Regions from separate parts of the Homo sapiens genome. Here region 1 is linked to region 2. Evidence: read pairs that join two places in POLR2A ChIA-PET (ENCODE). Cell type or tissue: IMR-90. All regions are shown on one strand. Links, peaks and the distances in the headings refer to the core of each region. The heading gives the core; the rest is flanking DNA.

Region 1 (15,987 bases), core at 4,576-8,575, 130 kb before region 2:
TAAACTTGACGTCAGGCTCACCCACACTTCCTAGAGCCATCTGTCTCGATATCTGCCACTTTCCCAGCGGAACACTTAGAGCATGCAAATATCTGCCCAAGTGCTCGCAGCTCCACACCAGCATCAAACCGGGAGGCAAAAGGAGAGGGTGGTATTTCGGGGACCCAAATCCTTCATCTCATTTAGTCCACAACTTTTTGGGTGTGGACATTTCATTCCCTTGTATTTTTTTTTTCTCCTCCGAATCATTTTTACTCTCTTTCATCTTCTGTCACTACTTCCTGCTTCTACTGAATTTTAAGCTTCTGTTTATTGAATGGGGATGAGAGTATTTTCAGGTTTGTTCGAATGCACAAAGGAAGAAGGGGCTTTGTAAATGCATGGCAATCCTCGCTGTATTCTAGGAATCTTTGATCCTCAAAACTTGTGAGCCTTAGTCCTCCCATCCTTGACCGTGGGGGACTAGTGCTCATTGTTTCTTAAGCACTTAGCCATTTAAAGACAAAAAGTAAAACCACAAAATCATAGAATCTCAGCTTAGAGAAGAACCTTCAAATTCCCCTGTATGTAAAAGGCAATATTTTTCTTTTGGGTGGATGAATTTGTAGGAACATTCCCTGGTAGGTCTTTTAGGTGAAGAAGACAAGCCCCTATCTTCCCCTTCCTTGCTCCACCCTGGGTGTACATTGGATGGCAAAGTTGAGGTCAATAAGTGTCTGGAATGTACTTGTGCAGCAAAATAAGGTCAAAGTTTGAATATCTATGGCAGGCAAGACAAAATGTTGTCAGAACCCAGGAGTCAAGGGTAGGAAGAGATGAAAGAACACAAGGAAATTTGCATGCTGCTAGACAAGAGGAGAAATAACAAAGCCAATCGGGCACTCTCTGTGGCAGGGAGTGGAGAATATATTTCTAGGGATTTGATATCTGATTTTTAGTTTGAAGCTGTTCTCTGCTTTATGCTCTAAATACCTTCTGCTGTCTGCAAAACTTTAGTAGAAATCTGCAGCACACGATTGTCTTGTGTTGGTGGTACTCTGGGGAATAAATGCAGAGGGGTGTTGTGCATGGGGAAGTGACCGGGAGAGGGCACGAGCCTCAGGAGCCAGAGGGTCCACCGGGCAGCAGTGATGAAGCAGGCATTAGGGTGTACTGACTCAGGTGGACAAGAATGAAGAAAGCCTGTGTAGTACTTCCTGCACCAGAGAGAGGCGACGCTTGAAGGACAGTGGGCAGGAACATGATTTAGAGTTCCCTTTATCTTTTTTTTTTTTTTTTTTTTTGAGATGGAGTTTTGCTCTTGTTGCCCAGGCTGGAGTGCAATGGTGTGATCTCAGTTCATCACAACCTCCACCTTCTGGGTTCAAGCGATTCTCCTGCCTCAGCCTCCCAAGTAGCTGGGATTACAGGGGCCTGCCACCAAGCCTGGCTTTTTTTTTTGTATTTTTAGTAGAGATGGGGTTTCACCATGTTGGCCAGGCTGATCTTGAACTTCTGACCTCAAGTGATCCATCTGTCTTGGTCTCCCAAAGTGCTAGGATTACAGGTGTGAGCCACCGCGCCTGGTCTAGAGTTCCCTTTATGTTATCTCACCTTTGAAAAAACCCATGCATTTGATGAAATGCTTTCTTGATTGGGATCCAAATCATTGATCCAGAGCAACAGGCCTGAAGAGGCTGCTGTTTTATGGGACCGTAACATCAGAGATGGCCTTTATCCGTCCATATCCACCTGCCAATCAGAATTCTTTGCTTTCTGGAATCAACTAGTTACAAACCATCCAAGATGTCTGTTCGCCCAGCCCATACTTCTCCATTTCCTCAGAACATTTTGATGCATCTCATCAGATGTGTCTGGAAACCAGTTATCCCATATCTGATGAGTTTCCTTTACTTTCTCAATTAGAAACATCAGTCAAAATGGGAATAGGTCAATCAGATATGACTGATTTTTCATAAACATGTGGCTTCTCTTCGGCTGGATTTAGTGTTCTAAATGATCACAAACCTATTTTCTGATAGACTTCTCGTCTGTCAGGTCTGGAAGCGACGGTGGTGGTGGATCTTCTCATCCCACAGTCTTGTTTTGCGGAAGACCCTGAGCCTGGACTTGGTCAAGGTCACACAGCTTATAAAAAGTAGGGGGTTGAATTTAGCTTGTAATAAACATCTCCTTCCATAGTTTTCTACTGTACGCCTTTTTTTTTTTGAGATGCATATATACTTTGTAGCTCAACTGAAGTCTTTTTAATTTGGCTTTTAAAATGTGCATATACTCGTACACTAACTAGAGTGTAAATTCCTCTAAGGATGGATATTTTTGTTGTGTGTAGCAGAGGCCAGGGATGCTACTAAACATCCTATAATGCACAGGGCTATGGCCCACAACAAAGAATAACTCAGTCTAAAACTCCTGTAATAACAGTTCTATTATTAGTTCTAACATGTTCCCTCTTTGTACCCTGCACCCAAGAACTTTGCAGAGAACATTCAGTCTGCTGTATCTATACTCAAAAGAAATTATTTAAGATTTTGCTTCCAAGTGACTGTCACTCTTGAGTTCTGCAGTGATGAGCTAGTCATTTCAGATGATGAGCCAGGTCATTTCAGATCAATGTTTCTGTTGAGAACTAGAAAAGCAAACACACACACATGCGCATGCATGCACGCACTCGCGCGCACATACACACACATGCGCACACACAGACACACACACCCCTGTGTAAATGTGCTGGCCAGGTTCACAAGGCAGGGAAAATGTGTAAGTTTAAGGCCTCTGGGAGGAGGGAGTCAAGAGAAGTGAGCTCCCTATTGGGAACAGCTTTTTCCCTCATTCCAAAGTGGCAACAAAGAGGCTGAGAGGTAAGTGCAGCTTTGACAGTCTCAGGGACTGAGGACTTTTGGTTGGGATCCTGTAGGGCTACACCCTGGGACACTGGTTCTCAATGGGGCACCTTTGCCCCTTCAAGGGACACTTGATAATGTCTGGGAACATTTTTGGCTGCCACAATTGAGGGTATGCTACTGGCATCTAGTGGGGAGAAGTAGGGCATTCTGCTAAATGGCCTGCAGTGTGCAGGGCAGCTCCCCCATAACAAGGAATTTCTGGTCTAAAATGTCAATAGTGCTGAGGCTGAGAAACTCTAGTAAGAAACCCTTCCTAGGAGTAAAAGCCTGGAAATAAACCAGCCCTCACAAAGACCAAAGCCTGGCTTCAAATCATCTAAATCTCTGAAAATCTCTGATTGGTTTTTCAGCCTAGCTACCTGACAGAAGCAAAACCGAATTCTCCCTGGAGCAGGAAAATGTTAAGGGAGCCTCACATGTACACTAATAATCACATATAAGGTGGGATGGGAATAAAAGGAGTCAAGCATCAGAAGATTCTAAGTTCCTCACATGGCTCACTGGCAAAATGCTAATTTATGTTAGACCTTAATTAAAGTTAAGGATGTATATTGTAGTCTTTAGAGTAATCACTGAAAGAATGGCAATTTTATCTATCTATCTATCTATCTATCTATCTATCTATCTATCTATCTATCTATCTATCATCTACCTACCTACCTACTTATATATCTACGTATGCATCATATAGTAATATAGTTTGGCTGTGTCCCCACCCAAATTTCATCTTGAACTGTAGCTCCCACAATTGCCACCTGTCATGGGAGGGACCTGGTGGGAGGTAATTGAATCATGGGTCTTTCCTGTGCTGTTCTCATGATAGTGGATAAATCTCACAAGCTCTGATGGTTTTATAAGGGGACTTTCCCTGCACAAGCTCTCTCTCTGTCCATCACCATGTGAGACATGCCTTTTGCCTTCCACCATGATTGTCAGTCCTCCCCAGCCATGTGAAACTGAGTCAATTAAACCTCTTTTTCTTTATAAATTACCTAGTCTTGGGCATATCTTTATCAGCAGCATGAGAATGGGCTCACATTGTGTCTGTCTGTCTGTCTGTCTATCTATCTATTATTTTCTACCTATTTATCTACCTATGTATCATCTATCTACCTGCTTGCTTCCCTACCTACCTATCTACCTATAATTTACTATCTATTGACCTATTATTTTCTTTCTTTCTATCTATCTATCTATCTATCTATCTATCTATCTATCTATCTACCTCTCTATAAGGAGAAGGAGATGGGACATTTAATATCTCCCAAAGAAGTCAGGAATCCAAAAGAAATATTAAACAAGAAGATGGTAAAATTAACCACAACTATCTCAATAGTACATTAAATGAAACCTACTATTCCCATTAGAAGGGAAAGATTGCCAAATTAAGTGAAAGAAACAGAATCCAACTAGAAGATTGTGATTGGTTTCAATCATTCTGACACTGAAAAGCAAATTCTTATAAGAACTAGCATTACACTGAATGATTTCTGTTTTAAGCCATTGCATGTATTTATCATGTAACCCCTGAAATTTGCTCTCTTATTTCATCTTCTTTAGATGAGGACACTGTGGCACAGGGAGGTTCAGCAACCTGCTTGAGGTCACCTGGCTAGGCTAGTACGTGTTAAAATAAGGATTTAAGTCAGGCCTTCTGGTTCTAGGACTCATGTTCTCATCAACAGTGCCAAATCTAATGAGACGTTAGTACTATCTTGTGTTTTACGACATTTCTGGGAGTCTCAACTGATTATATGTTGTCCTACAAGTAATTAAACAATGTTTTCCAGAATGTATTCTCTTATTATTTTGTTCAGATAATACAGCATCTCTTATGATCCGTATCCTCATTTTAGCCACATTTTCATTGGGATTCTTTGGTTGCAAGTGACAGAAATGGACCCTTTTTGCCTTAAGCAAAAATAAAGCTTCCTGAAAGAGCATGAGAGAGTTCACAGAATTAACTAAAGTTTGGAGAACCAGGCTTAGGAACCAAGGCATTTCTGGAGGGGGAGGGGTATAAAGGTGGCAAGAACAATGCAATAGTCTTACATGGCAATTGCACTGGGTTTATAAGCTTAAAATCTTTTTATTTTCATCTCTTTCTGTCACTTTATTCAAGGTGCACATCCAAGCATAGAAGTATCTGAGTGGCCTCATGTGAGTCAGATGCCCTCCCCAGGGTTAGGGGAACACAGGACATTCCAGGTGACATTCCCATCAGGTACATCACTGGAAAAGTAATACCCAAAGGAGAATATGGCCACAATTACCAAAGGAAGGTGACATAGATGCTGGGAAGCCAAGAATTCCATATGTCCATCATGTCTCCCTTTTAAAAAATTCCAAGGAGCTCTACTATGATTACCGATTTTTTAAGAAAGGAAATTTAATATGGAAGAGTCGCTATATAGGAACAAAAAAGACTGGGAAGAATTATAATAAGATATAAATAATTTTGTTTGAGTTGTAGAACTAGGATTGGTTCCTTTTTTCTTCGTTTTTTTTTTCCTATATTGTGCACTTATTACTTTTTTGATAGAACACTTTATCTTTCCAGATGAGTGGAATGAAGGCTGAGGGTCCCTTTTGAAGGTCTGAGGATATAATCACTAGTGACTCTGCATTAATAACAGGACCGTATGTTCCTCTTGAAATGCAACAACTGTCTTAGGATTTTATTAAACTCTAAACAGAAACAAAAAAGACACACTAACAAAAAAGACACACACACACACACACACAAACACCTCAATTTGGAAGGGACTTGTGCTTATGGGTTGGATGCAGAAGGAAGCAATTTTCCTCTGTTTTTTTCTGCATGAGCAATGCTTTTGCACTTTGATATTTGTTTCACCAATAAGGTGTTTCATTATTTCTCACACATAAAAAGCTGGTGCCATTATGAGATACCGTTAAAGACTCTGGCTTGCCCAGATGTGACTCAGTAAAAACAGCCTTTCTGTGCAGTGAACGAGACTTGTGAGGATGATGGGAATGGTGGGGGAGAAGAGATCCTTTTTCAGAGACTGGAAAAAGAAAAAAATATAAAGCCATTTGCCCTGCAGAGATGACAGAACACATTTTTCCTAATCAGTGGGTCACTTCACCTCTGCGCTATGTTTGGGGGAATCATCATGTAATTCCAAGCCTAAGGCGGGGTCACCAGATACGCTATCTTCTGCTGACCCTTCTCTGAGCTGCTTCTTCCAGTTTTCATGATCAAATTTCTCTGCTCCTTTGGACCGGCTGGAAAAGAAGTTATGAGATCTCTCCATCATTTGCCGCTCTCCTAGGTCCTTCTTCCTTTGAAGCTTTTCCAGTTTTGGTCTCTTTTTCTCCTCCTCTCAATGTTTCTCCTTCTCTCTCCCCAACTTTTGTATTTCTGGGGATTTCTTTCTGTTCCCCAGGGCCTTTCTCTTTCTATTTCATTCTCAAAACCCATTCTGGGATTCTATTTGAGTCTATCCATCTATCCAGCTGACCACAGCTAAAACCAGGAAGTTGAATCAGTCCCAGCTGCCGAGGCCCAGGCTTCGGCTCTGCCCCGAGTTGCTCCGGGTGTGGGCTGGTATCTGCTGTTTCCCATCATTCTCCAGGAGCGCTGCCTGTTCCGAGCTTGGATTGTGCTTTCTCTCCCCCTGCCAAGGGGCTCTGCTTCAAAAGCCCAGATTAGAAAAGATGGGACATTTGGGGAAAAAAAAAAAAAAAAAAAAAAAGAGCTTGTGCTATCTTGGCATTTCCTGTTCCAATAGCAGATTTCTTATGCTTTGATGATTCCAGAGTGAGAACACAAATTGTTAAGTGGATTGGGGGTGGGAGGTTCTAGTGAGGGAGAAAAGCTTATTACTTCGGGCCTCTTGCTGTGGCTCTGCACCCTCCTTGCTGCCCTTCAGCCAGAGTGCTCCTGGAGGCCAGGGACTCCATCTCCCAGGCCTCAGTGCCCATTAGATGTTCAACAAATGTATGGATTAAAGATCTCTTACCCCTCTTGAAAATTTGTTTTCCAGCCTGGCCAGGCACTGAATATGTCCTGAGAGCTAATGTGGTATCGACTGATTAAAGCTGAGAAGAGCAATGATGAGGAGGAGGCATAAGCAGAGAGGAGGTTGGAAGGAAGAACAGTGGCCTGGAAGGAAGAGAGAAGCATGCGTCCCAGCAGTCAGGACTGGAATTCAAGCCACTACAATAGAAGCAGAGCAAAGGAGCCCTTTAGACCTCCCATCTCAGAGGACCTGGTTGATTTCTCAAATCTCTTCACTTCCATGGGTTATAAAAATGGTAATAATGACAATAATAATAGCAAAACATTGGCATGAATACAGCATTGCCGGAACTGTTCTAAATGCTTTGCAGGTACTAACTCATTTTGTTCTCACAATCATCCTAAAATGTGTATCCTATTATTACCCTTCCCATTTTACAGACGAGGAAATGGAGGCTGAGCAACTTGCACAAGGTCACACAGCAAGTAAATCATAGCACAGAAAGCATGAGACCAGTGATACAAGAAAAACTTTAGACAAGGTAAGTTTAAGAGTTTATGTGAGTGAAGAATGATTCATGAATCAGGCAACCCACAGAAGCAGAAGAGGAGATCTCTGATCTGCAACGTGGGGAGTGAGTATTTATAGACAGGAAAAGGCTGAAGAAAGTAGACACAAGGAACAGAAAGTGAATTGGTCGTTTCAAAGTCCTTTCCTTGTAAAGGTTAAAGTGGAGGGGACCTCCTTATTAATCAGGTTTAAACTGGCCTGTTTGGGGATATGCTGTTATCTATTTCTCCCTCTTCTAATTCTTCAGAAGGTCATATAAACAACTTAATTATGGCTTGGTGATGTGGAACTTTAGCATGAATGACTCCATTTTGATTTGGTCTTTGGGGGCCTACTGCAGGAGGAGCTCAGTCCCAATCAATGGCCACCTATAAATTTTATTTAACACCATGCAGGCAGCTCCAGAGCTTGGTCTCTTCACCACCGTGCTCTAACCAGTAACTGGCGATTCGCAGATGTTTATCTCTAGGACTGGCTTGTCTAGAGAGTAGTTGACAGCAGACCTCCTGGGATGACCATAATCCTGAATTGGATCCCATCTTCATGCTCCCCTCTGGTCCTCTAGAACTGCCCAGGGATGAAGCTGATTGAGGGCCTGGTGAGCTGGAGGGAGGGAAGGAAAAGATGGGGAGGACCCCTGCACAGTTGTCCCCCACTAACTCGTTTCTCCTTCTCCCCCACTTCCTGTGTGTCCTTTCTTGGCAAATGGTACTTCTTTCTAACCAGGAATCTGTAAAATTTCCTTGGGCCTCTTCTTCTGTCTCATGAGTGTCACCAAGGCTTGCTCCTCTGGCCTCTTTATGCTACTCACATCCTCCCCTCGCAGGGACTGCCACTGCCCCCATGCATGTTCTCTCAGCATTCTCTAGAGCCACCAGTAGCAGCGTCCTAACTGGTGTGCTCTCAGTTATGCTGGTGTCTAACTCGATGCTTCTCAAACTCATTAAAACACAGATTCTAAGCTCCCACCCAGATTCTGATTCATTTGGTCTGAGATGAGGCCTGAGAATGTGCATTTCTAACAAGTCTTCCGGTGTCGCTGATGCTGCTGATTGGGGACAGTGCTTGGAGAGCCGCTGTGCTAACCTGTTCTCTACACAGCCTCCAGATAAGTCACCTAAACCCTGGGAACTACCATGCTTTGAATCTGGCCATGGCTCCCCACTGTCCTAGGAGAAAGTCCAAACTACTTAGAGTGCAAAACAGCTTACCTCTGCCGCCTCGTCCTATCTCATAAGTTACACTTCTCCAGGACACAGCTGTTCCTAGTGCCACCCTCACACCCCCAAGACTACGCTGGCTCTCACCTTCTCCTCAGTGCTGGGGACACAATACATGGTAGCCGTTGTTATCATAGGGTTAGAGCTGATGATCACAGGGGCACTATTGCAGGCAGAGTCTGGACTCTCCCTTTAGCTTACAGCCCTGAGAGTCCTTTTTCAAGGCTTAGGTACTAGCTCCCACATGCAGTTTGCTGGTTGCTTCTTGGCCTTACCCTTCCTCTCACCCAGTCTGGGCTATCCCCTCTTCTCCTTTCCTGGCCCTTTTTTTTTTTTTGTTTTGAGACAGGGTTTTGCTCTGTGTCACCCAGGCTGGAGTGCAGTGGCATGATCACGGCTCACTGCAGCCTCAGTGCTCCTGGGCTCAAGAGATCCTCCCACCTCAGCCTCCTGAGTAGCTGGGACTATATGCACATGCCACCATACCCCACTAATTTTTGTATTTTTTGTAGAGATGAGGTCTCACCATGTTGCCTAGGCTGGTCTCAAACTCCTGGGCTCAAGTGATCTGCCTGCCTTGGCCTCTCAAAGTGCTGGCATTACAGGCGTGAGCCACCACACCTGGCCTTGGATCTGACTCTTTTACATGTGCACATAGGACCATCTGAGATAGAGTAGGAGTCAGCTTTGTGGTGGGCACTTTCCTTCAGGGGACTCCTGTTAATGATGCTATTGATCCAATGAGTCATCTTAGCTGGATAGGATCAGTTTCTCTGCAGCCCATGTCCTAGCTGCTTCCAGGACAAATCTCCCTGCTAGTTGTCCGAGTGATTATTGTCAATGTCCTGTGTTCCTTTGCAGCCAAACCAGTGGGAGAAGGGAATGCAGAACTAGGAGGCAGGATGCATGTTGCATTTTAAATTTTTAAAATTTTATTTTTATAATTTCAACTTTTATTTTAGATTCATGGAGTACATGTGCAGCTTTTTTACCTGGGTACGCTGTGAGATGCTGAGGTTTGAGGTATGAATGAACCTGTCACCCAAGTAGTGAGCATACTACCCAACAGGTAGTTTTTCAGCCCTTGTCTCTCTTCCTCTCTTCCCCCTCTATTAATACCCGGTGTTTATTGTTCCCATCTTTATGTCCATGAGTATCCCATGTTTAACTCCCACTTATAAGGGAAAACATGCAACATTTAGTTCTTTGTTCTTGTGTTGATTTGCTTAGAATAATGGCCTCTAGCTGCATCCATGTTGCTGCAAAGGACATTATTTCATTCTTTTTATGGCTGCATAGGATTCCGTGGTGTATCGTACTACATTTTCTTTATTCAGTCTAATACAATGCATCTGATTAAAACTTCACTTGTAGTGTTACTCCCTGATTTGCTCTTATCTTAAAATCCAAGTAAATATTCTACCCTTTGGAATGTAACTCAAGTTCTGAAAAAAACCTTGGATTTTCTTACTGATTAGATTTATCTCCCTCCCCACCCAGCTCTGCCCAAAACATTGTGCAAGAGTTTGGGTTTCCTTACAGGCTCCTGTTCCTTCTTCCACTGAGTAAAACTTTGGAGCATATGAACTCTAAGAGCTTGTCCTTAAAAGTCCCAAATCCTGTCATTAGAGGAATTTTGGCTGTTCCTAATTAACCTTGACCTTGTTCTCTCTGCAGCCTCAGGCTAAGCCTGAGCCTTTAGCTCAAACTATACAGGATGTATTACAGTTGGATAAGAGGGAGAGGAGTGGGGTCTTATGAGAAATCAATCTGGATTCAGCAAACATTTGCTGAGCCCCTACCATATGCTATTGCCTGTGCTAGATTCACTTACAGATACCCAGATCCTGCCTTAAAACCTGTATTTGGCAAAATGGCTTTGTAAATAAGAAAATAGATAAAACAATTATATAACTAGGCCCCATTGTCTTCACGACCTTCATAATCAGTTGCTTTCTTTGTTACATTTTAATTAAATTTGTAGGTTTGATTTCCTTTCTTGGGACTTCGGTTTTCTCTGACCCTGCAATTTAAAAATTTGCTTTTAGATCAAAGACATTTCACAAGAAAGTCTCTTATTTAAAAATCTTAATCAGACTAAAGGAAGAGGCCCAAATAGCAGAGATTCTAGGTATACCCACAGAGGCTCAAATCAAGCCCACTATAAACCAGCCACGTGTAAAACTTCCTGATGCACAGTTAGAGTTCTCTGGGACAGAGACAAGTCCATGCACTCTTTAGTGGCCCTCTGTTCAGTTTCATTTCTGGGGAGTTTTTTTTAAAATCTTTTTTGGGTATAATTGACATACAATGAACTGCACATATTTAATGTGAACAATCTGGTGAGTTTGGACCTAGGGCAGTTCGTGGTGACTGTGGGGAAGCCCAAAGATAAAACCCAAGTGTCAGAGTGTGTCATCATCCCAGCGGGGTTGCAGTCGGCTGACCGTCAGGAGATAAGCCTGTCCTAGAGATAAGCATTTGGGGATCATCAGAGAGCATGGTAGTTGAGAGACCAAGCTCTGGAGCTGCCTACCCAGATTCATGATACTGCAGTAGCACATGCCACACTACACGTGGCAATAAAAAAAAAATGGTCATTTTTCATCTACATGTCTCTTTCCATCCATCAGACTCTGCGGACCATTACTGTGTCTCATTCAACTCTCTGTCCCCAGCACCCAGCACGGTACTTGGTACATAATAGATGTTTATTAAGTAAATAAGTGATGATGCAAAGCAGTGATGCAGCTTACAACTTGATTGAAGAGAGAAATTGCACACAGATCCTCCTCTGGGTAGAGAAGATTTACTGGTACAATGACATGGGACACCTAAGAAAGGGTAGACTGACTGGATCTGCAGGAAGAGTTCAGGGAAGCCTTCTTCAGGGAGGCAGTATTGAGCTGAACCTTAAATAGCATTTGCATACCAACTGAGCTATATAGAAAATAGATAAAAGATTTGCATATATTTTCATAGGAACCTCAAAATGCATCTCAATTCAACGTGCATGATATTTAATGTGCTTTGCTTTGCTTGGCCAAATAAGTCCCAAGGGAGTACCATTAGAATTGCTATATGCTGTTAAGAAACAACATACATTCTGGAAGCTCTTTGTTGTTTCACAAATCCAATCATTGAAAACCCAGCTCTATACCTTCTGACCTGGAAAGAAACACCCTCTATGAATCTGGGTAGAGGCTAACCCGCTATAATGAAGATACCCCAAAATACCTTGACTTAAGGGAGATAGAAGCTTATTCATCCTCATGTAACATTCCCAAAGTGAGCAATTGAGGCTGATGTGCTGGCTCAGATTCATATGGCCATTCGTGGGCCAAGTTCCCGTCTTTTCGTCTTATGACTCTACCATTCCTTAGAGCATTGTCCTGTCTATATGGTCCCTCTGAGATGCACCTCATGTGAAGGGATATAGAGGATCTCCTGGGCAAGCAACCTGGAGATGGCACAGAAGTTGCACATTTCATTGCCACTCACTTCCTGTTGATCTAACCTAACCATACACTTAGTATGCATGGCTAGTTGTAAGGGAGCCGGGGAAATGTAGGCATAATTGAAGCTGACTGTACCCCAGCTTTGATTCTATTCCTAATGAAGAAGGAAGAAATGGCTTCCAGTGGATAGCCATCAGTGTTTGCTGAAAAAGGATTCACACAAAAAGATAAACAATTTATAAGCATTTACAGGGAACTTTAGCAAGCATTTGATCAGTTCTTTATTTTAGGCTTCAGCAAGAAATGCTTCCATCATCCAGAATCCACAGGGTGTTAGAAGTTCAGATGGCTTATCTAGTCCAATTTTAGGTGGGACAGTTTAGTCTTAGTCTCTCAGGATGCATTCATAATTTCTCCCTTTCTCCCTCTCTCTCTCTCTCTTTTTTTCTTTTTTTGAGATAGAGTCTAGCTTTGTCACCTAGGCTGAAGTGCAGTGGCATGATCTTGGCTCACTGCAACTTTTGCCTCCCAGTTTTGAGCAATTCTCCTGCCTCAGTCTCTCCAGTAGCTGGGATTACAGGCATGTGACACCACACCCAGCTAATTTTATATTTTTAGTAGAGATGGGATTTTACCGTGTTGGCCAGGCTGGTCTCAAACTCCTGACCTCAAGTGATCCACCCACCTCAGCCTCTCAAAGTGCTGGGATTACAGGAGTGAGCCACCGTGCCCGGCTCCCTTTTTTTCTCTTATGCCACACCCACCTCTTGGCCATTTTTGATCCTGTTGCTTCTTTCTTCAAACTTCTTCTTCTCTCAGTGTCTTATCTTAAATTTCATTTGTCAGTCATTCGCTGCTCTACCTGATCCCACTGCTGGGATGGGTTTTCAGACAGAGCGAGGAGCTTCACAACTTGAGATTAGAGGAGAGGAAAGGGAAGGGGTCCATACCGGGGTCAGGCATCAGGGCAGACGATCTAAAAGACACTTAACCTCTTATACTGCAAAGACGCCTGCAATGTATTATGCTCAAAGATTTTGTGAGTCTTTCTCCTCTGTGAATTACAAAACACAGTCCTCTTCTACAGATTAATCTCTGGAAGTCGCAGAGAAAAGGTGATGAAAAAAAGAAATGCCCACCCACTACAATGGAAAGAATTAATGCACAAATGAATGAGTGAGTGAATGAATATGTGACATTTCTGGCTTGCTTCTGATTCACCAGCGTGTAGGGATATAGTGGGATGCAAGTCAGATGTGCTCTGGGCTCCTGTGGGGCTTACAGACTAGTAGTGAAGACAGCCACTGACTAAGTCACTTTGAGTGGACTGAATTTTAAAAGGGAAGAAGTACAAGGGGCTCTGACACCTGTAAATGAGTGAACTAGGTTGGCAGGTGGGGAAAGGAAAGGCTTATTTCCTTTAAAGCAAGGTTCAGACTGAGATTCACATGACAAGGAAGAGTTAACTAGATGAGGTGTGGGTGAGTGAGTGGAGTGGGGAATGGGCAGGGGAGAAGAACATTCTAGAAACAGAGAAAAGCATCATGAGAGCCTGGCAGTGGGAGGGAATATGGCCTCTTAACAGAACCAAGAGAAGTTCACTGTGGCTAGAGAGTAAGAAACGAGGGGGAGAGGGCAGGATGGTGCCCTGGCCATGTAATTCTCTCTGAGGAGGAGGTTGAACTTGATTCTGAGGGCAAGAGGAAACGATTGAAGAATTTTAAGTAGGCAAGTGATATGAATAGATTTTCACTTTAAAAGAAATCCATCTGGAATCAGAGTGGAGAATAAATTGGTGGAAGGAAGGGAAAGGGGCAGAATGGGAGGCTATTGCTTTAAATTCAGGACTGAGAGGACTGCAGTGGGTAGTAGGTGTGGAGTGAGGAGGGACATAGGTGGGAGGAATTTTAGGTTCTATCTAGGTGATGCCTTGGAGGCTTAGGGGGATGAAATAGGGATTTGCCCACAGTATCTAGGTTACGGAGAGGCAGAGTTTCCATCAGGACATGTAAAATCCCAAGCCCTAGTCTTCACTGTTCCTCTCAACCAGGAACTGGTGAGAACAAGTCTTCTTGTGACAATCAGAGGCAATGGACAGCTACAGATGAAGAAACAGAGGTTGTGAGGGATGAAACAATTATCCCAACATCAAATAGTTGAAGGTGGCTGATGTAGACTCAAACCCAGACAGGCAGACTCAAAAAGCCTACATCCTTCTCCATGACAGCAGTCTCATGAAGCCACAGTGTATGCCTCTGAGTCCGCTGGGCATGACCCTCCCTGGCACTGTGAAGGTCAACTCCTGCTATGCACTCTGCTCAAAGAGTTTGAGTTACAAAGCACAGTCCTCTCTTACAGACTTACTTCTGGAAGTAGCAAAGGAAAGGTGATGGAAAGAGGAGAGAAATGCCCACTGTGGCCATTCTGGGGTTTGGAGAGGAGACAGGACCCAGCAAAGAAAAATGAGGAATTGAGAGAATGTAACAAGGGAGGTAAGAGTGAGAGAAATCTGACCCTGAGCCCAGAGAACCATGACCTTTCCTGGTTCCCACTACCCCCGTGATCCAACCACATGGTCCAGTAGAAAGAGTGGGACTTTGAATTCAGTCAGTCCTCTATTTATTAATGGCTCTGAGGTCTTTGGTCATTCATATGAACTTTCTGAGACTCAGTTTTTTTTGTCTGTAAAGTGGGGATAATAATACCTATATTAAGGGTTTGGGGTGAATTAGTAAAGATCATGTAAGGAAAGAGCTGATTGAAGCATCTGGTACATGGTCAGTACTTAAAGCACAAGGCACCCTCATTTCCATGGTGATCATTTAATTTATTGTCCAAAGAGGACACATGGGAGTCAAAGGGGAGACTGTAATAATTACACTGGGACAACAAGCAATAACTGGAACTGTCGCAGGCAGACTAGGACGTATGGAGGGGCCTGATCACATCTCACTCTGACCTCAGAAGCCACTAAAATTCCCAGCTCTACCTGAACCCACACTTCTGCTCTGGAGTTTTCAGAACTCTCCATTCTTTCGGGCCATGTATTTATTCATTCATTTGGGGAAAACAGTTCCAGGTCTCGTGCTAAGGGCAAAGGAGGCAGTTGCTAATGAGACTCAGTGCATGGTACTTCTAGAGGGGTTCAGAGTTTGATGGAGGAGGCAGGCAGTGACACCACAGCGTGGTCATTGCAGTCTTAGGGGTAATGGCAAGGTGTCTGGAGGTGGGGCAGAGAGAAGCATGGAATTCAGTGTTGGAAGAGTTCCTTGAGACATAGTGCACTACCTTCATTTTACAAAGAAGAATACTGAGGCCCAGAGAGGTAAATCAGCTTGATAAAAGTCACTTGGCTAATTGGGGCCCACATGGGAAATCAGGACCTGAACATTTCATCCTGTTGCATGATGCCCAGGGTACTGATGATTCAACAGCCCTGGTCAACCAGAACTCCTCCCTGACCTCTCCCAGATGCTCTCCCATCTTACCCTCTACTGAACTAGCTCTGGACTGTCCCTTTTTCTTCTCACCACCTCTCTTCTCTTTCCTCCCTTCCATACATTTGATTAGATACTGTGGGGAGTGCAGACATGAGTCAAAGAGGTTCTAGCCCTTAAGGGAGATGGATGGATAAATAAATAATGAAAAAAATGTAAAGAATAAATTGCTCACTAGAGGTAAAAAAAACGTGCGTGGGTAGTTTAAAATGGTTGAATCTGGTGGAGAGATTGCAGAAGACTTTTCTGGAAGGTGGTACTGGAGCTAAGCCTAGATACTTGTTTTAGAAACTTTTTTTTAATAGGTGAAGAAATGGGAAAGGCAATCCAAGACCAGTGTAAACAAAAGC
Region 2 (15,987 bases), core at 6,849-10,848:
TATGTTTATAACTGTTTGAAATTCAAATTTTATGAGTCTTTTAAGAAAGTAAAGTCCTTTAAATTTTACCCTTTGCCATTTTTGATTATTTCTATCTCTTCTGTCTACTACTTCGCTCAGGTCCCTAAGCAGAATAAATTGTTGTTAAACTTCTGTTTGAGATGATTGTCGTTAATTTCCATCCCATTTCAGTAAGATGGTGCTCAACTCCTGTGACTGAATTGTGATTAAAATAGCATTACTCCTCTTAAGGAAGATACAATGAAAGGACAGTTGGAGTTAAGTGTATTCTGATGGCATGCGAGCAATTGTCACTAAAGAGATTTAAGATATGACCTTTTATTCTCGACCACAAGTGTTCTTAGAAAAAAAAAAGAAAGCCTTGTGCATTTTGAATATCAGCACTCGACCCCATTTGGCTTAGCAAAAAACTTTGAAGGTTGAATTTTAACCTTGTTTTCTATTTCATTCTTGCCCCTTAGAATTCAAGTGTCTGTAATGGTGAAGGCGAAAGTCCTGCTTGACTGAGGCCTCCGTAGCCTGTGACTCCATCTGAGCAGTGTCCCTTCAGAAGCTGCTTAAACATTTCCCTGAGCTTAAAGAATTGCACTGCACTCTGGGTAAGCATGGTGTCTATTATATGGTATTGAGATTAATTAGATGAATCTGCCTTAGATGAGGGGATCTCCAGAAAGCATCCAAACCAGGCTGCACACAGGACAGCTTTTGTGATAAAGCAGAGTCTTTAGAGAGATGTATTTGGACTTCTACAAGTTCTGATGAGATCCTCACTCTCCTTCAGATGTGAGGCTCCAGAAGGAGGACTTTAGGATCTAGAAGTTTGCATCCCAGTGTCTCCCGGAGAATGTTGCTAATCTGTTTGCTATGAATTCTGACTTTATTAACTTTCTTCTGAATCTTTAAAATAAACAAACCCTATTTAATTTACCTGAGGAATGTCTATGCCTGTCAGTCCTTCATTCTGAGCTGGCTATTTACATTTGTAAATGTAAATATGAAGGCCATGAAGGAATAGAAATAAACTTGAGCTCACTTAAGCGGAAAAGTAGTATCCTTAAATTTAAGGACATATGCAGAAACACCCAAAACCTGTGTTCCAATTCTGGGAAAGATAATCAGAATGGTGTATCTTGGATTAGGGGATTTAAGACTCCCAAGTCAAATAAGTTACAGCCTTGTGACAATGTAAGGAATTAAATTGTATTAACTGATGACTTCCCAATGGATGGTGTGAGGCAGTGGTCGGTGAAGGGTGATTGTGGATTTCTAGTAATTCGCTATAAAGAGAGGTATGTTGGGAACTCTTAAGAGTCTCTCGTGGTTGGGCATACCAGTGTCCATCAATGTCCAATTTCTTCCCCATTCATGGTGCAAGGAATATACTTACCTTCTTTAGCTCCCTTGCAGTTAAGTGGGTGCCGTGTGACTTATTCTGGCCAATGAAGGATGAATGGAAGTGAAAGATATCACCTCTGAGCTGAGATAGTAAAAGGAGCATATGTCTTTCCAGTCTTGCTCATTCCTGCCGAATCAGCCAAGGAGGAGGCATAGAATGGCAGTGGTGTCTCCAACAGTTTAGAATTTGAGGTTACCCCACAGTGAAGGTGTATTAGTCCATTTTCACTCTACTGATACAGACATACCTGAGACTAGGAAGAAAAAGAGGTTTAATAGACTTAACAGTTCCGCATGGCTGGGGAGGCCTCACAATCATGGTGGAAGGCAAGGAAGACCAAGTCACATCTTACATGGATGGCCTCAGGCAAAGAGAGAGCTTGTGCAGGGGAGGGAACCTCCCCTTTTTAAAACTATCAGATCTTGTGAGAATTACTCCCTATCATGAGAATAGCATGGGAAAGACCTGCCCCATGATTCAATTACCTCCCACTGGGTCTCTCCCACAACACGTGGGAATTCAAGATGAGATTTGGGTGGGGACAAAACCAAACCATATCAGGATGGTTGCCCTGGAGAGATACCTGGACCAGTAGCTGACATTACATGACTGAGAAATGCATCTTTGTGGTGGTAACCTACTCATATTTGGGGGCTATTTGTTACCATGGCAAAAATTAGTCTATTCTGACTAATTTACTCTGTACACTGGTTCTAATCCATTTTCAGGCTGGACCCCAGTCTGGCTTTATGTCCTCTCTGATCTGGTCTCAACTTGGGCCATTGCTGAGTGCTGACCACGCTATAGCTGTTTATTTAGCACTGGGTCTTCCAAGCCATCTTATCCACCACAGGACAAGATCCTATCTTTAAGATCCTTGACCCGATAAACTGCTCTGAGGAAGCAGTTGCCATGCCACACTTTTCAGATGGGTCCTTTCTTCCCTCCAACCTAACCTTTATTATCTAAAGTAGTTAAGAAAATGGGCTTCAGATTCAGATGAGCTTAGGCGCAAATCTAGTCTCAGTTATTTCTAGCCAAGAAAATGGAAAAAAATGAGAAAGTGGCTTAATCTCTCTAAAACCTTGATTTCCTTACTTACGGAATGGAAATGGTAATAGCACTTACGTACGGGACTGCTGAGAAGGTAAAATGAGAAAAGTGAGTAATATGCCTGGGAAGATGTGCTGTCACATGGTACATGCTCAATAAAAGCTGGTTGTTAGTAGTCTTCCCATTTCTTCCCCAGATCAGGGTCAGTTTCCTATTTCCCAAGTTCTTTCTTTATAAGTCACAGTTTAGCCATTATCACAAAGTCTGGCAGATGTGGGATGACCTGACAATATGCCCGAAAATCTTCATCTAATAATCTTTTCCTTGAGGTTTAGAGGGTAGGAATTTTATCTTCTAAAATGAAGGCTTACCAAAAGGACAAAGTGCTGGGGACATAGTTCCATGTTTCAGCATGTGTGTCCCCAAGCAATCTTCTGTTGGCCAAACAGCTGAGAGGGAAAGAATAAGCAACATCCCTCCTTCTTGCCCCATCTTTGCTTACTGGTTTGGCTGCTGTGTGTGGGTCATGCTTCTAAGAATGAATCCTCTCTATTTTCTGCTCTACTTCCTTCTTGGGGATTCTCCATTGACCTCTGGACTCCAGCCATCCTAAATGTTCCTCCGTTCCTCCAGGGCCATGGTTTGCTTACCTCCTGGCATTCATGAGTTTTCTTCCCTTGGTCAGAAAAATCCTCCCTCCCACCCTGCCACCTTCATTTTGCTACCTCTAATTCAAAGTTAGGTTTTCACATAGACATCACTTTTCTGGGAAGTCTTTTCTGACTCTGCAGTCCTAGGGGGTTGCTTCTACTGTGAACCCCATAGCATCTCATTTCTTTCTCCCACTCCCATGTTTATCCTAATTGGCTGTCTACTCGTTTCTCATTAAAGTTTAAGCCACCTGAAGAGTTGTAGCCCCAGCGCATCACATAGGACCTGGCACATCACAGATGCTCAATAAATATTTCTTGACAAAACAAATGAATGTCTTCTACTCAGAATTTTCATATTCATCTTAAATTTTCATTATCTACTCTATCTCTGTATCTAAAAATCATCTTCCAAAGATCCCTTCAGTTCTGCATTATTCTTTATCACCCTTGCCCCCAGTATCCCCTGCCTACCCTTCCCCTCCTCAATGCCCATATGCCAGGAGCTCCAGTTCATTCTGGAATGGCACAGTAAGAAGCATGATAGTGTAGAACCTGGCTACTCAAAGAATAATCTGGGCCACAGAAGCTTTGGCATCCCCTTGGGAGCTTGTTAGAAATAGGGAATATTGGCCTCACTCCAGACCTATTGAATTGAATCTATCATTTAGCAAGATCCATAGGTATTTAATTCTGAAGCACATTTAGGTTTGAGAAGTGCTGATGTTTGATTTGTGCACTTTACCCTCTAAACATCAGTTTCCTTTTATTCCAAATGAGAAAAATAATACCTGTACCACTGAGTTTAGGTAAGGATCAAATAAGGCAGTTCATATACAACACTTAGCATAATAAAGATGGATATTATTAAAACATCCTTCCTCTTCCTGGGTCATTAGTCAGAGATCCCCAGTGTGCTTTTGCATATGATTGACAGTCTCTAATTTGCCCTGGATAATACTTGTAGACTATTTCCATTTTTGAAATCCTAGAGAGCCCATCTTTGAACTGTAACTTTTAGGAGGATCTCTTCTTCCAGTGAACTCTGGGTGGACATTACTGTTTTGGGAAATACCAGTTTTTAGTGCACATCTTAACATTTTAGAAATGTCCTCATTATCAACTAAGTTATTAGCTCCTAAGTAATGAGGCCATGTCTTAAAGCCGTTTTGTCTCTAGCAGCTGGAAAAATATAATGCCCTAAAAGAGGAAGAGCTCAAATATATTCCGATTTTGATGATGATAATGACAATTGCTTTCTCTTGATCATAACTTTCTGGAGAGGTAGAATTTGTTACTCTCATCTTCCTAGCCTAGTGTAGTGCTATGGTTTCCAAAGTTCTATTTCAGCAATGGTACCCTTTTGGCAATAAGATATTATAGAACCCCAATAGATATTCAACATCAGAACTGTGCTGCTGTGGCTAAAATTGGGAGGGGAACCCAGAATGCCTCACTTCTAGTCTCTGTGTCCCATGCCCACATTGCTACAGGAGTCTAGGAGTCAAAAGAACTGGCTTTGAGTCCTTCTGAAAACCTTAGCAAAGATCTTGGTTGTGTCACTTTCAACCTGGTGACCTTCAACCAGCTCATTCTCAAAATACACTTGTTTACAAAGTGGAGGTAAACAGACAATACGGAAAAACTGGCATTAATACTGCTGTTTTATGTTTTAAAGGGAAACAACGTCTCCACTGTTTTGTACTTTTTGTCCTCAAATATCATGAGATATCAGAGAGATCCAGGATCTAGGACCAAGGGTCTTCTAAGAAAAACTGACAAAGGGGATTTAGATTTTTAAGCACATTATCCTTGAGAGGAGGTATAGGCCCCAAAGAGCTAATTTGACCTTAGATGTAATAAAGGGGAGAGAAGTAGATTGGGGAAGTCTTCACTAGAAGTGTGGGATCTGACCTTGTTGGAGCTCAAAACATGATAACCCCAAATTTGGCACCTTGGTCTGCTAAGGATTTTAATCTGAAGGAAACTGAGGAAACCACAGAAGCAGGAAGGTTGCCGTATTAGTCAGGGTTCTCTAGAGGGACAGAACTAATAGGCTAGATGTATATATGAAGGGGAGTTTATTAAGGAGTATTGACGCACATGATCACAAGGTGAAGTCCCACAGTAGGCCGCCTGCAAGCTGAGGAGCACGGAAGCCAGTCTGAGTCCCAAAACTTCAAAGGCAGGGAAGCCAACAGTGCAGCCTTCGGTCTGTGGTCAAATGTCCGAGAGTCCAAAAGCTGAAGAAGTTGGAGTCAGATGTTTGAGGGCAGGAAGCATCCAGTATGGGAGAAAGATATAGGCCAGAAGACTCAGCCAGTCTGGTCCTTCCACGTTTCTCTGCCTGCTTTTATCCTAGCCGTGCTGGCAGCTGATTAGATGGTGCCTGCCAGATTGAGAATGGGTCTGCCTCTCCCAGTCTATGGACTGAAATGTTAATCTCCTTTGACAACACCCTCACAGGTACACCCAGGAACAGCAATACTTTGCTTCCGTCAATCCAGTCAAGTTGACACTCAATATTAACGATCACAGTTGCTCTCGGACTTTTACTGTCCTTTCTTTTCTGGAGACTCATCTGACAGGTGTCCTGCCCTACACCAGCAGGGAGTGAATGTCACATAGAGAGGCCAAGCAGAATCTGAACAAATGGGCCTTGCTAAGTTCCCCCCAGGTTATTAACATTACATTATACCTTTGTCCTCCCATCATACTTCTGTATGACAGTTTATAAAAATAATCCAGTTTTTCCTGAGTCTTTGGGTCTTCATTGTGAAGGTTCCCATGTCATGTAAAACTTATATTAAATACATGTGTTGTGCTTTTCTCTTGTTGCTCTGCCTTTTTTTACAGGGGTGTCAGCCATGAATCTTATGATGGTTGAGGAAATTTATCTTTTCTGTTCTACAGCCTGTAAACCTTCCTTTTCTTCCTCTCTCCTTCCCTGATCCTCTATCTCACCCTCCTTCTCTTCTCATTGTGGTTTTCCTCTAGAATGGGCCCATTCTAAAAAGGCCCATATTGAGTACCTCAGAGGAAGTATAGATGGCTAATAAACATAAGGAATGATGCTCTACTTCAATATAGTTAAATAAAAGGCAATTAATGCTATAATAAGTTGCCTTGGAAGTTGTTAAAGGTCAGATTGCCAAATAAACAAGAACACCTTTTTGATGAGCTATCTTCACACAGTGTATAATTCCCTGTGTATTTTTTGAGGTATGAATAATTCCATTTCAGATATTTTGATATTTACAGAAATACCAAAAATAAGTGTTGCCTGGCCAGCCTAGAATTGCCCATTGGGGCAGAATTATTTGATTATCCAAGGGGAAGATGATGAACATGACAGGGTTTTGTGACTAGTAAAGTTTTGCATGGGTATAAGGTACCAGCAAGGAATTTTTTTGAGGATTTGGATTTGCTTTTTCTATCCCATCTGGTTCACCACGCTTTTTCAGGCTGGGCCCTGAATAATCAGCTAATATCTCTGGCATCTCCTGGAGAGGGGTGGGGTATGGTAGATGTCTGAAAAGGGTTAGGGCTCATTGACGGTGGCCTAGAGCATTCTCCAGTTGCTTTCCTTCGTTTCCACAGAGCAGGAAAAGCATGTTCTGTCTTATTAGATTTCGGAGACGTAGACACGGTACAATATTCCTGATTCAAAACTGTCAGCTAAAAAGAGGGGACTGAAGTCTTGGGTTAGTAATTTGAAAAGATATTAAGTGAAAGGAAGAAAATAGTTGCAAGACCTAAAGACAGATTCTGTGATCAGAAAGATCTCTGTATTTCTCACACACTATCCTTAAAAAATGAAGTGATTAATATTTGAAATGAGAAGATCATTAACACAACTGGTGTGAATGGAAGCAGCTCTTACAGTCATGTAAAGAGAAAGGGGCAGAAAGAGAGGGTGGAAAGAACTACCTACATTTACATTTGGATGAAAAGTCATTTAAGACCTTGATATGTACATGGGCAAAGGAAATGAATGAAAGTTTACACCAGAGGAAAGTTAAATAATAAACACACTAGAAAGTGTTCATCTTGTCTTAGGTAGCCCATACAATGGTGGGTATGAAATGGTTAAACTGCAAGCTCCTAGACTGTACAAACACAATTGGGATGTTTAATCATGTTTCTCAAAAAACTGCCCCTGGTATCCACATTTCTTCCCGATTCAGGTTCATCTGAGAGTTACCTCACCTACTCCCTTCCTTTGGAGCCGGGATTGCTCTTTCTAGCAACTCTGAGTGCTTGGAAAACAGTTTGTCATCTAGAACTCTCTTTCCATTGCAAATAAATTCTGCAATAATAACAGCTTTCATTTGTGGGGCACATATCATGTACCTGGTGTTTTTCTAGGCATTCCTGTGTCAATTAACTTCATCCTTATCACCACCCTATGACATGTGTTCTTATCCTCCTCCTCCTCCTTCTTCTACAGATAAGTAAACTGAGGCAGTTTTCACAAGGTTATAGAGCTGGGAAGTACCTGATCAGGGATTTAAAACCAGCCAGGCTCCTCTAGACCCCACACTATACCTCTCTATCTTCAACCTCTTTACCTTTTATGGAAGCCTCTTTTTTTTTTTCTTATGTTAACTTAGCTTTCCCCATTCTCTACAGGATACCTATGTTGTGGTGTTACTAGGTATCCCCCCAGAGCAATGCTTTAGTAGTCAAGTATAGATGAAAAGATTATGGTAAAATATGATTCTACTGCACAGTATTGCTCTAATATTTTAGTTTGTATTATGATGCTTCCAGAAGAAGGTTTACTGTGCAATATTTCTTAAATGCATATAATCATGAAACCTTTATTTTACATTATTTGGTTGTTCATCTGTAACATCTGGGCAAGCTACCGTTGTACAGAACACAACTGGGGAACATCACTTTACCTAAATAGCAGCTGGACCTGGGTTTTGTCCCAGACTTCACATCTCATGGAGACCTAAGCATGGGAGAAGTTCTCCCAGCTGCTTCCGGACCATTACCCTTTCATCTTTGTGGGCATAAAAGCCCTCTTCCTTTGAGGCTAATGACACTCATCTATACCACTCTTTACTACTTCTCATTGCCTTTAATTGCTTAACTCTTGGCTTCTTCCTCTTGCACACTGAAGCCTTTGGCAATTGCATAGCTATTTTTGTCTCCACCCCAGTTCCTTCAATTATCATGGGCAGCATCTATGTAGATGAGTCACCCAACAGCCAGACCTCCAAGCTCCTTTTTCTCTGTGACTCCCATGATTCTTACACTTACTCCCCTTCAACCACCTACACCCATGGTTATTGCCAGGAATCCTAAACCTAAAGAATGTAAATTTCCATACCCCACAATGACCTAAATTTCCCTCCTTTCAGCTTACTCACTTCCTTACAATGCTTCTGATTTTTAACCACATCAAGACTGCTGTACTTTCAAACTTCCTCTGCCACATGGCCCACCATGCCCTTTCCAATACTTTTCTTTCTTCATTCAGTCTAAATCCCATGGCATGCAACTTCAACAACTTTATTGCTGGTGTCCTCACATTTCTCACCCTCTTATTCTTTTGTTAGACCTGTCCAGTTCTGCTTGGTCATTCTTTCATTCCTGCTATCAAAGGTCTTCTTCTCTTGAAAGCATGAAGGAATATGATACTTATCATTATCTCTGTCCAAGCAGTGATACTCTTCCACTTCCTATTCCAGTCTACACAATAATAGTGGTTTATACTTCTCTTTCCCTCATCTTTCTCCCTTATTTTCTTTGAGGGCTACCAGAGATCAGCCTTCAATGTTGGTTGTACCTTCAGATGAATTTAGTTCCAGGAGTTCATGCATGTAATATATTTTCTTCTGTAATCAGCTTATCACAGATTAGCATTCTCAGGCTTTCTAGCATCTTCAGTGGGCTTCATATTTTCCACATCACTTTGCATTACCATTGTCAATGGATACAGCCCAACCCTTTCACAAACATCCATATTGCAGAACAATTTTTGTTCTCCTTAGCACCTTTTGTAGCAAGCCAATTTAGGCCAAATTAGATCTCCCCTGATTTAATTAAAATTCCTGCTGTTCAGGAGACATTTTGTGACATGCAGCCAGCATGCCCAGCAGAAATCCGTGTGTGTGTGTGTGTGTGTGTGTGTGTGTGTGTGTGTGTGTGTGTATTTAAAAGGTGCTTTCGTGGTTTGTACCTTCTGGGTGCTAGAGTTTTGACCTAGCAAAAATCAAATAGTGCCCTCCCAGGCTTGATATCTTAATACAGCAATATCTTGATAGGTTCTTTACTCCAGGATTTTTTAAAGATGATAAAAGGATTAGTTGAGCAAGACTAATCCTTTACTCTGGAAAGAGATACTATACAGGTGATTAGACAGAAATGCTTATAACAGCCATGAACACAGTGATGTTCTAATATCAATATCCAGGTCCTTTTCTGCAAGGAACTAAAGATAACCCAAATCCAGCTGGACAAATAAAGCATCTCTTATCCAGGCCTGGATTCTCAGCCTTTTTCTCCTTCCATTTGATTTCCAGGTGAATGCCCTATATTGCCTCGTCCCACTTATTTTTTTTTTCTCAGTCATTACTTCTAGTGATTAATCACTGTTCACTGTAATCAGTGTCTTTTTTTTTTTTTTTTTTTTGAGACAGGGTTTTGCTCTGTCACCCAGGCTGAAGTGCAGTGGCATGATCATAACTCACTGTAAATGTGAATTCCTGGGCTCAAGTGACCCTCCAGCCTCAGCCTCCTGGGTAGCTGGGACTATAGGCAAGGGCCACCATGCCTGGCTAATTTATTTATTTATTTTTTTGATAGAAATAGGGTCTCACTATGTTACTCAGTCTGGTCTCTAACTCCTGACCTGAAGCAGTCCTCCCACCTTGGCCTCTCAAAGTGCTGAGATTACAGGCATGAGCCACTGCACTTAGCTAAGCAGTCTTCATCAGTTTATTTATTTATTTATTTCAGTTTTGCTTGTCTTTGATATGCTCTGTAAAATTATAAGTGCCTACTCTTTGTTTGTTTGCTTATTTTTCCAACTCTGAAGAAGGCTTTTGTTTTTTTGCTTCATGCTGTTGCCCTCTTTGTAACCTATTAGGGGAACCCACCCCCAATATTTCAACATAGGTTCTTTCTATTTTCCATAAGTGTTGGCCGGCTGAGAAATAAAAAGAGACAGTACAAGGAGAGAAATTTTACAGCTGGGCCACTGGGGGTGACATCACATATCAGTAGTACTGTGATGCCCACCTGAGTCTCAGCCCAGCAAGTTTTTATTAAGGGTTTCAAAAGGGAAGGGGGTGTAAGAACAGGGAGTAGGTACAAAGATCACATGCTTAAAGGACAAAAAGCAGAACTACTAATAAGGGTCTAACAAAGATCACAGGGCAAAGGGCAAAAGCAGAACCACTGATAAGGGTCTATGTTCAGTGGTGCACATATTGTCTTGATAAACATCTTAAACAACAGAAAACAGGATTCGAGAGCAGAGAACCATTCTGACCACAAATTTACCAGGGTGGAGTTTTTCCCCACCCTAGTAAGCCTGAGGGTACTGCAGGAGACCAGGGCATATCTCAGTCCTTATCTCAACTGCACAAGACAGACATTCCCAGAGCAGCCATTTATAGACCTCCCCCCAGGAAAGCATTCCTTCCCCAGGGTATTAATATCAATATTCCTTGCTAGGAAAAGAATTTAGTGATACCTTCCCCACTTGCACGTCTGTTTATAGGCTCTCTACAAGAAGAAAAATATGGCTTTTTTTGCCTGACCCCACAGGGAGTCACACCTTATGGTTGTCTTCCCTTGTTCCCTAAAAATTGCTGTTATTCTGTTTTTTTTCAAGGTGCACTGATTTCATATGGTTCAAACACACATGTTTTACAATCAATTTGTACAGTTAACACAATCATCACAGTGGTCCTGAGGTGATGTACATCCTCAGCTTATGAAGATAACAGGATTAAGACATTAAAGTAAAGACGAGCATAAGAAATTATAAAAGTTTTATTTGGGAACTGATAAATGTCCATGAAATCTTGGCAATTTATGTTCCTCTGCCACGGCTCCAGCCGGTCCCTCCATTTGGGGTCCCTGACTTCCTGCAACAGTAACCTGAGTGCTGGATCTTATCTGAGTCCACTATCAAGTAAGGCTGAGGAGGGTGAACATTTGTTCTTATTTGTTAGGCAGGAGAGCTCATTGAGATGTGAGCTTAACATGGACCTCCATATTGTTCAGAGGCAAGAAAGAGACTTGCTGAGTAAGTGCCTACAGCAGACACTGTCAGTGTCTTATCTATACATCCTGCCTGCCAGTGTATGCATCTCTGTGTCTAGGACCTTTACCATTCTCCTTCTAAGTGTACCTATAGGAGCAAGAGGCAAGTATGAAGTATTTGGAGATTAACAATTCCTAAGCCACCTTGAATCAATGACACTTGTATGGCTGTATACATACCCCAGGTGCCTCACTTTTTGAGGGGGATATTTGTGAAGAGTGTGTTTTGCATCACTTCCCAGAGTTTTCCCTGGGATGAAGTTCTAGCCACCCACCAGGGTAATTGGCTTAATAGCACACCCTTTATCAACTGCCTTCTCTTCCTTGTATGATTTCCCCTGGTCCCCTACTGGGGTTCCCAGCACATTCCAAATAAATGTCTTACTCAAATTCTTGTCTCTAGTTCTGTTTCTGAGAAGACCCAAATTAAAATAAACATTACACATTGTTCCAGCAGCAGTAACTCAGGAGTATTCCATTCAACTATTTAACATACTCTACTGTGAGCTACATTGGCTAAGGACTTTGAGTTTTATTTTAAACACTTATAAAGACACCAAAGATTTGAGTTCTCTGTAAAGACCAATTATACCTAAGGAAGGGTTATATTTCTTTAGGGATTTCAAGGTCTGCTAACTCCTGTTAAGTGGGGTTTTCAGACCATAAAATGCAAAATCATTCTTGGTATCACTATTTGTGAGCCCAGGAAGAAAAGGGGAGACAATAAGATTGTTTCCAATGATTCTGAAATTATTAGAGGATAGTAGCAGTGTGAAATTTTGAAATCTGGTTGATTAATGCATTGTAGCTTTAAAACAATTTATTGTATTATATTCTGAGAGTACTAGAAGTAAATGTTTTCAGTATGATTATAGCAGCTGCTATAGTGGGCCAGAGGAATGTATTCAAATGCTTATTGCTGATAAAGAATATATGTAAACTTAGGATATTCATGCATTCATTCATTAATTCACCCTGCCAAATATATTATTAGGCTGTTGAAGTTCTCTGTGGAAATTTTCAGGTCAGTGATTGTGTTCTTCAACTCCAGAATTTCCGTTTGGTTCTTTTTTATGGTTTCTATCTCTTTGTTAAACTTCTCATTTTATTTATATATAGTTTCTCTGACTTCATATAGGTGCATATCTGCGTTCTCTATAGCTCACTGAGCTTCAGGTTGATCATATTTAATTCTTTGTTAGGTAATCTCCATTTCTTCAGGTTTGGTTACCAGTGCTTTATTTATTTATTTTTTGTTTGTTTGTTAGTTTTGGTGGGGGCATGTTTCCTTGATTATTTGTGATCCTTATGGCCTTGTATTGTTATCTCTGTGTTAGAAGGAGTAGGCACCTCTTCCAATCTTTACAGACTAGTTTTGGCAACGAAAGTCCTTCACCAGCCAGCCCATCCAGAGACTCTGGGTGGGCTGGATGGCAGGGTCTGTGGGTGGGCTTGCAGTTATGTTTCTTAAGGTGAGCTGGTTTAGTGCCTGAGTCCATGAGGGTGGGCATAGAGCCCTGGGTACTCAGGGGTCAACCTAGTGATGAGGTCCACTGGAGTGGGCCTGGAGCATTGGTCTGTGGGTGCCATTCTGGCATGTGGGGATTCCAAGCCTGGTCTGGTACTGGAATAGTTCTAGAGTTTAGGTCTGCAGAGGCTGGTCTGGAAGCTAGGTATCTGAGGGTCAGTCTGTTGTCTGGGTCCATGGGGTTGGCTTGGGGGTCTGGGTCAGTAGGGGATGGCCTGGCAATAGGGTGGGCCAGGAACCTCACACTATGGTGGCCAGCCTGGTGCTAGAGTGGGCCTATAGTCTGGGTTGGTGGGGCTAGACTGGTGCCCGGGTCTGCAGGGATTGCCTTGGAGCTTGGGGCCTTAGGGGCCAGCTTGGCCCTGGGGTGGGCCTGAAGCCTGGTTCACAGTGGTCAGTTTGGTACCATGAGTCACTGGCAGGGCTGGTGCTGGGTCCACAGTGAAGTTGGGTGCTCACTTTGTTCTCCTTCCCCCACTTGGAAGGCATCTCTCACCACACTGTGCTGTGTGAGCTTGGGGAAGGGAAGAGGTGAAGTGGGTAATGTGAAATTGTCCTTCCTATCATCTTCAATGTTTTTCTTATTTCTGTGCTACATTTGGATGATATAATCTCTCACCTGGATTTCTTAACTCTTATGAAGTTGCTTTTATGCATGCATAGTTATTCAAATTAATGTTTCTGCAATTGGATAAGCACTAGAAACTCCTATCCTGCCATCTTGCTGGCATCACTCTCCAGACCCGTTCTACCTGAGATTATTTCTCTATGTAATTACCTGTTAGTTTTATGTCTCCCACACTAGGATGTAATCTCCATGTGAGTGGTTAAGGGCTTTGTCTTTTTCATTGCTCTATCTTTAGCACTTCACGTAGTACCTGATACAGTTCAATATCCATTTGTTGAATGAATCAATGAATAAAACCCAAGTTATTCTCAAATCCACAGATGTATAAAAAACTGAATGGACCTGAAAATTCTGACAAAACTGTTGTCATATTTCATGACTGTTCTGCCTAGGATTAAGCTAGCTCTAGACTGTTATGTTCATAAAAAGTCACTAACAATTTCCATAATAAACTCACTTTTCATGGACACATGCCCTTTGCTTGGTCTTGTGGGCTGGATACAATAAGCATAATTAAAGCAATAAATAAAAGTGCCACTAGCCACATGGGACGCAGAATTCACTCCCAAGGGCATCCCATGGTTTCTGACCCCTGTTTTACTAAATAGACACTTAAATAGAGGAAGGAGAAGCGCACATAAATAATAAATGAGTGGATATAAGCCCACTGTCTGCTGCCTCCATAACTCAAGACCACAGCTTTTCTGAGGTGGTCTTTTTGCTCCATGAACCTGAAGATGATGCTCATGCTACTGTTTCCAGAGACCAGAGCTGTTTCCAATTTGTCTCTGTTGTATGGTCCACTTAATAGCCAAAGAACTGTTTCATCTCCTGAATGCTGGTGTTCTCCATGGAGCTCTCACACTTCTGCACATCCTGTGAGTAGGGGTATTGGAAACCTTTTCTGAATTATCTTTTTGCTTAAGTTTGCACAGCAAAGAGCCTTGGAAGATAAAGATAATGTCTCCCTTTAGGAGAAAGGTTGGGCAGGGTTGCCCAATCTTCATAATAGATGGAATTCCTTAAACTCAGTGCCCTTCGTCTATAATGCAATCCACTGTGCAGGTGTTACCTGGTCCTCTTCACATCTCTCTGTGGGAATTGAGGCTTGGGGAGCTGGCACAAACATTGGTGATATTTCAGCTATTGCTGTGGCTGTTTTGTCCTTGTTTGTGACCCAGGAGTCTTGTATCTTCTGCCAGCATCCATAAAACTTTGGCAGGTTAAGTTGTTAACTTGCAATGAGTGTAAAATCTCAGACCTTTACAGTCTTGACAATTGGAGTTTGGTAATTTCTTGTTGATTGGGCAGGATACCTGTGATAAAAATATAAAGTCTGGTGATAAAATGAGGAAATATCTGAAAGCTATATCTCATGAGGAGCAGTTGAAGGAACCCAAAGAATTCATCCTAAAGAACAACAGCCCAAGAGAGAACATGAATTCAGCCTTCTAGTCTTTTAAGAGTAACATGGAAGAAATGAATGCTCTTTGGGCTGCTACAAAAGCCAAAGTTCAAGCCAATATGTGGAAGACATATGGAAGCAGATTTCAGCCAACTGGGAAGGAGATATGCACCTCACCTGCAAAGAACTGTGACTAATGCAGAGAAACTGACTGGATTTTATAATAAGATAGAAACTGTTTTGTTAAGACTTTAATTAGACATGCTGAAGAACAGAATGGGTCCCCTGAGTGGGTCCTGGGCTCAAGGATATGGAAGGCGGTTAAAACACATCTCTGGAATCATTTATAAAGAGGCCACTCTTCTATTAGATAAGAGATTATTTCAGGTAATATCTTAGGTTTTTTAGAACAATCTCAGATTCTAGACATTTTTGGTTATCATCTTGCTGATAGGTCCCTTCTAGACCACAGGTTCAGGGAGGTTAGAATGCAAGTTTTGGTGTGAACTTGCCTGAAACTTTTAAGCCACTCTCTATACTCCTTTCCATAGCATTCAGCTGACTTCTCATAAAAGCAGAATTCTAGTCTAGAGAAAACCCAGAAACATATATGAGAAACTTTAGGAAGGAGCCAAGTCATACTGACTACTTCATTATTTACTCATTCATTCAATGGAGTTACTCAGCATCTAATTTGTACTAGACCCTGTGCTCGGTAAGGAGAATGTGGGGAAAAGTGACATCAAGTTGGGAACACAGATAAATAAGAGTACATCTTTCTTAGTGTTAAGACAGATGTAAACCCAGAGTTCTGTAGGAGCAAAGAGGGGAAACATGAAGTAGAGTAGGCATAGAAAGAGAGTGAGGAGACATTTCCCAGAGGAATTGAGCAATTTTAGAAGTTTAGGTTAGGGTGTAACTTGCAGAAGGAAAAGCATGTCCTGTGTCACAGAGATGGGAAACCACCTAGTATCCAAGGGACTATGAATAGTATAATCTGTCCTAAGCAAAGGTTGCATA

What was found. Peaks named below come from ENCODE experiments on the same cell type or tissue, not always from the same donor. Only the 100,000 strongest peaks of a DNase experiment are listed, where the experiment ranks them.
Region 1: POLR2A ChIA-PET joins it to region 2 with 5 read pairs; 2 of 35 experiments call an interaction of 5 or more read pairs at or near these places.

What each region holds. Positions count from the first base shown.
Region 1 is chr4:17,267,521-17,283,507 of GRCh38, reverse strand. LOC107986219 (a long non-coding RNA gene) reads left to right here and starts at 6,527. Exons shown (of 3, transcript XR_001741498.1): 1 at 6,527-7,187; 2 at 7,333-7,433; 3 at 9,645-9,687. In IMR-90, for the core only: no CTCF peak of the experiment used is centred there; no DNase peak of the experiment used is centred there.
Region 2 is chr4:17,134,879-17,150,865 of GRCh38, reverse strand. No RefSeq gene overlaps it. Among named protein-coding and RNA genes, the nearest start is that of LINC02493, 43 kb to the left of the region's middle. In IMR-90, for the core only: no CTCF peak of the experiment used is centred there; a DNase peak (open chromatin) is centred at 8,395; H3K27ac peaks cover 363 bases.